Linked DNA regions of Mus musculus: region 2 is linked to region 1. A link is a loop called in an ENCODE intact Hi-C map of the cell type or tissue named here. Cell type or tissue: left cerebral cortex. All regions are shown on one strand. Links, peaks and the distances in the headings refer to the core of each region. The heading gives the core; the rest is flanking DNA. Region 1 holds the start of Zfp507 (zinc finger protein 507). Region 2 has its middle 3.8 kb from the start of Pdcd5.

Evidence for each region. A loop is a pair of places that touch in the nucleus more often than their neighbours do. Peaks named below come from ENCODE experiments on the same cell type or tissue, not always from the same donor. Only the 100,000 strongest peaks of a DNase experiment are listed, where the experiment ranks them.
Region 2: it touches region 1 in a loop (3-fold over the local background); 3 of 42 quality-filtered maps call a loop at or near these places.

What each region holds. Positions count from the first base shown.
Region 1 is chr7:35,799,257-35,804,634 of GRCm38, reverse strand. It overlaps Zfp507 (zinc finger protein 507), which reads left to right and starts at 1,646. Exons shown (of 7, transcript NM_177739.3): 1 at 1,646-1,801; 2 at 3,107-3,197. It overlaps E130304I02Rik (RIKEN cDNA E130304I02 gene), which reads right to left and starts at 2,043. Exons shown (of 3, transcript NR_033567.1): 1 at 1,614-2,043. In left cerebral cortex, for the core only: a CTCF peak has its summit at 2,527; DNase peaks (open chromatin) are centred at 1,624, 1,857, 2,080 and 2,482; H3K4me3 peaks cover 2,001 bases; H3K27ac peaks cover 1,113 bases.
Region 2 is chr7:35,648,624-35,654,001 of GRCm38, reverse strand. No RefSeq gene overlaps it. Among named protein-coding and RNA genes, the nearest start is that of Pdcd5, 3.8 kb to the right of the region's middle. In left cerebral cortex, for the core only: CTCF peaks have their summits at 2,222 (motif pointing left) and 3,103 (motif pointing left); DNase peaks (open chromatin) are centred at 2,265 and 3,074; H3K4me3 peaks cover 203 bases.

The DNA.
Region 1 (5,378 bases), core at 146-5,145:
TCAGTCATCTCTGTAACCCCCCAGCTGGTAAACTTTTATCCAGAGACACAGCAAATAAGATGGCTGCCGTACCTAAACCATTACTTTTTCGTATGTATTTTGACGACTCAAAACCCAACCTGCTTGAAGTGGGTTCTAAATATACCAGGAAACATCCAAAAGGTATCTCACCTAACAAGGCCAGCCTGGCGCTATCACTACGATCCTCCCTAAAGTCCTTCCTCTGGCCACGCCCACCCATTGAATCCAGACCCAAGCTCGTGGCTCTGCCATTCCTGCTAGCCCCTACCTGCCGGCTTATTCTTGGGTTGAAAGCTGGGTGAGATTGCTTCTCTCAGTTTGTATTCATGGTATTAGCACAGGACCCAACAGGGTTTGTTACAGCAGAGCAGATACTTCACGGAAACAGATCCAAACGACAAACATGACGGCTCGCTCGGAGTTATTACCGCAAGCTCACCAAGTCAGACCTTACAACTCCTGAAAAATCTTTCAAGGACCGCAAGAAGGTTCAGTTGGTAAAAGAACTTTCTATCAAAGCTGCAACCCGAGTTCAACCCTTGGGACCTACACGGGAGAAAAAGTGAACCAACTCCAGAAAATTGTCCTCTGTCTTCCACACACGAATCAATAAATGCTTTTTTAAATTTTAAACATAAAAAAAAAAAAGAAAGTATTTTTGACCCAGAGCCAGCACTGCCTCTCATCAGACATACGGTTAGGACCTCTACATTTTTCAGCATACGATGCCTGAAAAAAATAATAGCTCCAATTAGAGCCTGGTATGGTGGAGACACATCTACTCTCCCAAGCTACCCTGGAGGGCTGAGGCAGGAGGTTCACAACTTCAAATGTCTGCCTGGGCTAACTACATAAGGAATTAGAAGCCAGGATGAGTTGTTTCAGGAAACTCAATAGCTCAGTGGAAGAGCATTTATCTAGGAGGTATGTGGTTCAATGGGTAAAGGTACTCGCTGCCAAGTCTGAAGGTTTGAGTTCAATATCAGAACCCATACCATGGAAGGAAAGAACAGACTCCTGAAAATTCTCCTCTGACCACAAGTCTCCACAAATAACAATAAATAAATACGTAGATAATATTTTGTGTGTGTGAATGGCTTACTTATCTGTATACCTGAGCACCATGTGTGTGTCTGGAGTCTGTGGAGGTCAGAAGAAGGCCAGAGCTTCTGAGTCCCTGGAAGTGGAGTTACACATGGTTGTGAGCCACTGTATGAGTGCTGGAAACCAAACCTGTGTCCTCTATAAGAGCAACCACGGAGCCATCGCTCCAACCCTCGCTCCAGCCATCACTCCAGCCATCGCTCCAGCCCTCGATAAACTTTAAAAAAAAAAAAAAAAAAAAAAGTCCAGCCAGATTCACAAGCACAAGGATGTAAAGAACGATGGGGTAAATGAGGGGATGAAGAATGCCCCAGCAGGTTGAGGCCACAGTGGATATCAACTGAGTTCTAGACCAACACCAGCTCTGACAGGACCTGGATGGCCACAGCATCTGCCCAGAGCCTTAAGGCCCTTTCTGCCAGAGGGCGTGGTCTGTGGTGGCTCCACCCCACCACAGCCCCGCCCACGCCGCGCGCCTCCAGGCTCACCTGACCGGCTCGCCGCTCACGTGATCTGTCTCGGCGCCGCCATCTTGGAGCCACGGCCGAGGAAGGGGCAAAAAGGGGGAAAGAGAGGGAAAGGAGTCGGGAGCGAGGCGGACGAGGGCGAGGGTACGGTGGGGTCCCGGCCGGCCAAAGGAGGCTCGCAGGAGCAGCAGCCCGCCGCCCGACCGCAGGTACCGCGCCCCGGGCCGCCCCTCCGCTTGAGCGCCGCCGGCCATGTGCGGCCTCGCTGGTGACGCCCGCTTCCTCCTCGCCGGTGACGCCCGCGGCACTGCCACGCACCCGAGCCTGAGCTCCAGGGCCCTGTGTGTACTGTCGTCCCTCTGTCGGGCCTGTGGAGACCCCGGGCCCGCCGTGCCGCTGGGGGTGGGGGTCCCGTTGCTCCCCAGGTCCCGCTGAAGCGCCTTTGCCTTCTGGAGACGTGAAAGCGCTTAGGCCAGCCAGGATGGAGCTTAAGTTTCTTTAATCCCCCGTCCTTTAAGCACTGCGTGGTGTAGGAAATGCCAGCGCAAACGAAAAATAGCAATCGTGGCCTCCCACACGTACACATCCTCTGGGATTGACTGATCTTTCCAGAGATCGCTGAGACCATTGGTGAAAGTGCCCACCTTTCCAGACCTGGGGCATCCCGATCGTTGTTTGGAGTCCGAGGCCTGGGTGATTAATTAGGTCCAGGCAGCCACCCCCACCAAAGGTTGCTGACAGTGGACAGGAATTTGCTTTCAGTCTACATGGCCCAAGGCAATTACTGGATTTACCCCCTTTTCTGTCTGAGTTTGTACTTTCTACTCTACTGGTCTGATTCTGTGTATGGATTGCTATATTGATTAAAAAGAGAAAGTTTGACCCTTCATTCCTTTACCATGGTAACTCTGGAAACTCGGAGGATGCCCTAGCGGTGTACTAATTTTACTTAACTGTAATCGCTAAGTTACTTTCTAAGGGAACCGAATAAGCCTACTTTAAAGCAACAATAGGAAAACAGTAGCCAAAAAAAAAAAGGAGGACCAGGGCAGGAAACTGCTTTGGAGAATATATAGGTCAAGCCACGTTGTCGCATCTTTTCATGGTACTCTTCTGCCCACTGTGTTTGACTAATTTACATAATCACCCCTTAGGCTGTAATTTCGGTTAAAGTTAGAATAGCAATATGTCATTTATTATTCCATATTGGTTAGAAAATTATGTCAGTAAAAGCAGTAGTTTGCTGAGTGAATTACTTACATGGAGGGGGAGGTTTAAAATATACAATTGTTAGAAGTTTTCCAGGCTGATTTGTTTTAGCTTCTGCAAAATCCTCTACTTGTTAAGTAAATTATGTAAATTTGCCTCACACAATTACATTGCATGAACAGCTTTCCGAAATTTCTTTTCAATGTTAAGTATTGGAAGTTTCTTCACTGCCGAAATAAGTTACTGTGTTTCGCCCGCCAATGGAGAGACGTGTTTGATGGTGTTTATTTCCTTCTTGGCCACAGCTGGATTGTGAATATCGATCCAGGAGACTATCTGTTTCAGAAATTGATTGGAAAGACACTGGCTCTGCCACTAACAGCCATGTAACCTTGGGTAAGTCACTTACATCTCACTGAGATGCCTTATTTATAAACCGCCACCACTGTGACTGGACCCACAGAACTCTGAGCAAACGAAGCTGTTTGCTGCTGCCTAGCATCCATCCGGTGCTGTTACTTGATCATGCTCACCTTGAGCATGGAAAGGGAAATCGGTATACTAGGGAAAGCGTGGTTTGAGTTCTGAAGCCAGGCACTGTTTCACGTCTGTGAGCCTCAGAGGTGTTCCTTGACACTTTGTGTCCAAAGAAGGGCTTGGCCACCAGGAATTACAGGAATATTACAGGAAATGGACGCAGGCCTAATTCTGGGTTTGCAGCTCCAGGACAGGTGGTCTTCAGCGCTATGTTTGGCATGTGTGTTTCATAAATTACAATGAAGCTGAACACTACTTGATGTTAGCTACGACTGTGTTTTAATTGTAGCTGCAAAGTCAAAATATTGTCCCAGGCTAGGTGCAGGTAAGACACTCTATACTATGAAACCAGTATACTTCTGTATTTATACTCCAGTTTTTCTCTCAGTTGCTATTATTACATTGAGCTGAGAAGATTTTAAATAAATTGTAACTGACCTTTGTAAGATGTGAAGTAAAACTAGCTTTTAGGTTACTTTTAATAGGCAGTTTGTGATTCCATCTCTAAAAGTTCATCCAGCTTTCCCCTCACATTTCACACCAGAAGAAGCTAAAACAAAGAGTGACTCGCCTGGATCATGCAGCCAGGGCACTTCAGAGAACAGAGGAACCCTACCTTCTTTTGGCTAAAACAGATGTCTGAAAGAGTGTGAAATTCATTGGCCATCGCTTCTGTTGTTTTGGTGTGGGGTTTTGTTTGTTTATTTACTTAGTTGGAAAAACGAAATGCATACTCTAAAAGAAGATTTCTTTATATCGTCTTTCTCTCTTTGTATATACCCAGAAAATTAGAGCCTTTCTTCAAGCCCACATGAATCATTTCGCTCAGTTCTACATGTAGCCATACTGCTATAACTAAAAGGAACTAATTACATACACAAATACACCAAATAGCAAATTACAAGAAAATAAAGACAACTGAATTTGTTCACTTTTCTTGGGAAAGACATTAATTACAAGCTTTTCCCTGTGGATGACTGTTGTCAGGGACTCGGTATGAAAGACTGTAGAACACTGCTGGTTTAGGAGAGTACCTAATTCACTTGTTCTGACTGGGTCTTCTGATCTAGTGGTTACAAAAAAGCTATCTCCCTCGTGGCTAACATTTCTAGGCTTGTGTCTTGGTGAACCTTGCAGTGCAGTGATTTTTATCTGTTCACTACCTTAGAGAGCATGCTAATTCCTATTGTAAGATGTTCGTGTTAGAGTTTTAGAGTAGGCTTTCTCATTTCTCAACCTTTCTTGTCACTCTTAGCCTTGCATTTACAGCAGAGAAGCAAATAGCTCTCAAATCAGGATAACTGAAGGAGGTTATATTTACAAAGATAATATTACCAGGTATTGGCCTTCTATTCGCAGGCCACAGAGTGATGGTGTTAGTGGGAGAAGCAGCATCAGGAGAACAGAAGTGCCAAAGCCAGAAATAGATTTGTAGAGAGCAGCCATCCAGGAAGAACTGACCTGTTAAGAAGCAACCAATCCGGGGCTGGTGAGTTGGCTCAGTGGTTAAGAGCACCGACTGCTCTTCCGAAGGTCCTGAGTTCAAATCCCAGCATCCACATGGGGCGGGGGAAAAAAAAACTAAAGAACAAAAAGCAACCAATCCAGGGTGACCTAGAAGCAGAAACCAGGACATTGACTGCCCTGTTCCTTCTCACCTGTGTTCCTCTCCATTTGCAGTGCCCTGCCAGAGGACTAGGAAGCAGAGTCCCATAGAGAGAAGGCCACAAGGGGCCCAGAGAGCACAGGTGGTGATGTCTCCACACCCCTAGATGCTGGGGACTAAGATGGAACTTTCTGGTTTCTTTAACAGTTCGGTTACATCGAGTGATGTTTTTCTGGACGCTGTCTTGTGAGAGGGCATGTGACGTTTTACTGAACATAAACACTTGAGCGGACTCATGATATTTAGGAAGAATATAAATAGAGCCCCACAAACACTGAGAAAACGCGCTTGCATTGCAGTACCACGTACTTCTTTGCTGGTGTTCACTTTGTAGAGAGAAACACACCAAAGAACTTCTCATGGTATTCCGGCTG
Region 2 (5,378 bases), core at 167-5,166, 150 kb after region 1:
CCACATCTTCCATTTTGTTTCTCCTCAGTCAGTCTCCTCCAGGGGTAGATGGGTCCGTGAGTGGAGCCTGGGAGATTTCACTAGGGAATGGGGATTGGGGGCATTTCTGGAACTATCTGCTTGTTGAGCGTCCATCTTTTCAAGAAACATAACAAGCACATCTCCCCTTCCACCGCTCTAAATGTGCTTGCTGATTGACTCATTGATGTTAATAACTTTTGATTTGGGGTGCTAACTGCAAGATAAGAGGGATGACTTTAATTCACAAAAAAATAATAGGTAAAAGCATTTGGTCCTTTTCCACCGCGTTTATCTTGATACGAGAGCTGTGCATGTATATACATATATTCATATGCGTACATTCCTGTGTGACACAGTTGCCTTAATTATGAATGAACACATAGATGTAAGAAATCTCCTCACACTGAATAGTAATTTTCTCTGATTTACAAAGTGAAATTGAGATCAATAGCTTGTATTTGTTCAATTTTTGCTTTTTTTTTTTTTTTCCAACATTGGGGAACCAAACCCAAGCCCTGCACCTGTCAGGCAAGTGCTCTCTCATCAGGCTACCTGTCTGCCCCTTGGGCTTTTGAGGGCAGGGTCTCACTATGTGGCTCAAGCTGGCCTTGGCTTACATTGTAATCTAGGCTAGCCTTGAAATTCAGGATATTCCTGCCTCCATTTCCCTCATCATTCTGGTGTAACAAGTGTGGGCATTAGACCGGTTAAATGCATTTCTAAAAATCACCTTAAATTTAAGATTTCTTTCTGGACAGATCAGAGTTATGAGATTTAAATATCATGGGGGGGGGGGGTCAAATGGAACAAGGTCAGGGCTGTGGCAGAGGAGCTGACCGAGCCTTGATGCTTAGAGCTGATTCTGAGTGCTTGTCACTTGTGCTCCCGAGGACTGAGTATGCCATCGTACACTGAGTGGATATAGAATAGCTCATTTATCCATCCATCCATCCATCCATCCATCCATCCATCTGCCCATCCATCCATTCGCCCATCCATCCATGCATGTAGTGGGTTGGTCTGATGCTGCTTGTATTTCAATACTAAATACTGGCTTCTCAACAAGTACCTGGTTGCCCCCAGCAAGCAGATCCTCACCGACATCAAGTGATGCTATGTGAACCTTGCTCCCCAATTTAACTGGTCAATAAAAGGCTAGAGCCTGTGATTGGGCAGTGGAGGGAGAGAGGTGAGACTTGAGGATCAAGTGGGGCGGCGGGGATAGGGGGAAGTTGCAGGTAGAGGGAGGAGAAGAAGAAAGAAGACAGACGGCAGCCACAGAGGGCGGCCACCATGAGAGGAGATAGACCATGAGCACGTGGCCAGGAGAAACAACATGTGACAAGCATGTTACAGCTGGAGAATAAGTAGAGCTCCAAACTGGCCCAAGTGAGGCGTATGGCTTATAAATAAAAATATCTGGCTTCTATGTCTTGTATAGGGGCTAGCTAGGATTCTAAATTCCTTCTCCACATGCATTCATTATTTTAGATTTTAAATTGAGACAGGATCTTGATATGCAGTCCAGACCTCAAACTCCTGATCCTCTTGCCCTGGACATGTAAGTGCTAGGATTACAGGCAGGCATTGCCACACCTGTCTATTTATATGTTTACATATCTATGTCTTTCTGGGTTGCCCAGCCTGGTCATATAATGTGGTCTAAACCACATAATAGAGTAAACACTAATTTTCTGTGGCTGTGCTAAACACCGTGGCCAAAAGTAATTCCAAAGGAACGGGCTTATTTAGCTTCTACTGTACAGTTAATCACTGAGAGAAGTCAGGGCAGGAACTCAAGGCAGGAACCTAGAGACAGGAACTGAAGGGCAGATGACAAAGGGACGCTACTGATTGGTTTGCTCCCAGCGGCTTGCTCAGCCTGCTTCCTTATACAGCTCAGGACCACCTGCCGAGAGGCGATGCCACACACAGTCAGCTGGGCTGTCTCATCAATCATCAATCAAGAAAGTGTCCCATAGACATGCCTACAGGACAATCTGATGAAAGCATTTTCTCAATCGAGAGACCTGCTTTCCAGGGGACAATGGCTTGTAGCAACCTTGTAAAACAAACAAACAAAACCTAACCAGAGCACTACCCATAAATGTAAAATATTATTTTTACACTGTTTTGCATGTCTTTACATTATTTTGCATATATGTACTTGAGTGTGTACATGTGCATGTGGGCGCCCCCCAGAGGACAGAGGGTGGTATTGGATGCCCCAGAACTGGAGTTTTAGAAGGTTGTGAGACTCCTGAGATCCTGAGAACCAAACCTCCGTTCGGTCTGCTACAAGAGCAGGGAGTGCTGCTAACCAGTAAACCATCTCTCTAGTCCTGTAAGCACCACTTTTATACATGTTGGGTGGAGAGCATGTGGTTGGCTTTACTGTAGTGGCCTACAAGCAAACTTGCCATGTCCCCAAACGATGGCCGTGTTGTTGAAGAAACGTTTGTCAATTGGGATCTCAGGCTCTGTCATCACTAATCAACTGCTCACACACTGAGTTTGATGTGGGACGGGAGTCCATTGCTCTGTTTGAAAGCTTATACAGCAAAAACACCAGAAGTAAAGAGGTCAGGGAAGAGCTTAACACACTGCCCTGCCAGGAAGCTTCCTAGCTACAAGAAGTCCCAACCAAGCAATCTAGCGTCCATCTACAGCTGCTGGGGTCGGAGACTGCCCAGCTGGCCCGCCTCTTGCATTCTGCCTTTGTTGGAGACTTTCATGCTGCCAGCCATGACATAACTGATCAGCGGAAACACCATAGCTAAGGCACTGCTGGCAAGCAACCATGAAGGCGTGAACCCTGAGGATGGGAGGTGAGAATCCACAACACAGCATGCAGCAAGGATAGCGCTGAAGCCCCAAATCACCCACCAAGCTGGCTGAGGCTTTCTCAGAGTGAATCCATGCCTCTGGACCCAGAATCCAGCTACAAAGACGGATGAGGGAGATTAAAGCTTTGTCTGTGAGGACATACTGTGTGGCACAAAGCAACAGTTACGGGTCTTCTCGGCTTTGTAGCGTAATGAAGAACTCAGTCTCTTTCGGTAGAGTATGGCTCCCTCTGCTGCTGACAGGAGATGGCCAGGGCTCTGCTGCAGGGGACTTGAGGACAATTAAGCAGAGAAGATGGCTTGCCCAGGGAAAAGGCTGGGAGATAAGCATGACAGAGGGACCAGTGAGTGCTGTAAGCATTGCCCCTGTGGGTGCTGGGATTACTGGCCCACTGCTGTCACATAAGCAGCAAGCAGTGACATCAGTGGCCAACACAAGGAGGCCATGAAATAGCTGTGTATCACCTGTGCTTCTACCAAATGCATCCTTCCATCTCTTCCTTCCTTCCTTCTCCTCTTCTTTCCTGTTTGCGTATGTACAAGCCTATGTGCTCTGTATGTCAATGGCCTCTGAACTGAAACACTCCCTCTGGAAGGGAAGGCTCAGGAGAGTCAGGGCATGCCTCCGCTACTTTTTGTCGGTGATAAAATACCATGCCCCAAAGCAACTTATAAAAGGAAGAGTTTATCGGGGCTTATGGTTCCAGGGGAAGAGTCCAAAATGGCATGTCAGGAGGTGGCTGGAGGAAGAAACACAACGACCGCATCTTCAGCCAGGAATGTGGAACAGAGTCCAGTCAGGAAGCAGATAAGGCTTTTAAAAGCCCACCCCTGCTGCTGATGCACTTCCTCCAGCGAGGATGAACCCCCTAAAGGTTCCATAACCTCCCCAAACTGCACTACCAGTTAGGGACCACGTGTTCAAACACACCCATCAATGGTGCACATTTCTCATTCCAACCACTACAGAAGTAAACAAATGCATCATGTCTGGGAGAATGAAAATTTGGGGGATTCTGGAGGGCTGTTCTCCAGTAAACAGCTGACAGGAGGGAGCCCCAGGGCTGCGACTTTCATGAGCCACAACTGCCCATGGTGGGATGGACTTTTCAAAAAGTCTGCTCTTTGAGTCATTCTTACTCTTAGGAGTAACCCTCACACCCACTCCTGTTGAGAACCTCAGTAAAAACCCTATGGTTCACAAATTTAGATTTTGGTTGGACTCTTATATTGGTCTGTCTTTATGGTTCCCTTTCTGGGCTGATAGACATGTGTATTGTGTCTTCCTAGGGAGCATCTGCCACACAAGACTGTACTTGTGTGTTTGGATATGTGTGCACATGGAGATCAGAGGTTAACAATTGGATGTCTTCCTCAGTCATTCTTCACTGTATTTTTTGAGACAGGGTCTTGAAATGAACCTGAAGAGCGGCACTTTGAACAGACTGTCTGGGTCTGCCTCCCCAGGGTTGGGATGCTAGGCTGTATTCAGATAGGCTTTTGAGGGGAGGAGATATTAATGCAGGTCACCACACTTAGGTGACAGGCACTTTTACTACCTAAACCATTTCCTCAGGTCCAGGTGCTTGTGTTCTGACCTAGTTAATAAACGGTGACATTTACCAAAGTAAGGAGAAGTAGAAGGGACAGCTGATGAAGAAGTCAAGGGTTAACTACGGGTATGTTGAGTTTCAGATGCTATTAGAACTATGGAGAGGTTGACACAGGCATTTGAGAAAGATTAGGAGCTGTAGCTTTGTTGGAGGAGGTGTGGCCTTGGAAGAGGTGTGGCCTTACAGGAGGTGTGGCCTTGGAGGGGTGTGGCCTTGGAGGGGTGTGGCCTTGGAGGAGGTGTGTCACTAGGGCTCTGAATTTTCAAAATAGTAGTTGTCTCAAGACGTGAGATCTTAGCTGCTGTTGCACTGTCATGCCTGCCTGCTCATTACCATACTCCCCACCATGATGGTCACGGACTCTAATTCTCTGGAACTGTGAGCTCCAAATTAAAAGCTTTCTTTTATTAATGGCCTTGGTCATGGTATTGTATCACAGTAGTAGAAAAGCAACTGTCTGGTTTAGGATTTCTATTGCTGTGAAGAGACCCCATGATCACGGCATCTCTTATAAAGGAAGGCATTTGATTGGGGCTGGCTTATAGGTTCTGAAGTTTAGTCCATCATCATCGTGGCAGGGAGCATGGTGTAGTGCAGACAGGCATGGTACAGGAGAGGTCGCTGAGAGTTCTGCATCAATAGGCGAGCAGCAGGGAAAGTAACACTATGGCGTGAGCACACTTGAAACCTCAGAGTCCCAGAAAAACACTTCCTTCCAACCGAGACACACCTACGACAAGGCACACCTCCTAACTGTGCCACTCCCTAAGAGCCTCTGGGGGCCATTTTCTTTCAAACCACCACAGTCCCTAACACAGCAATTCCATCCATAGATACATATTTAAAATAACTGAAGGCAGGATTGCAGGCAGGCATTTGAACACATGCATTGATAGTG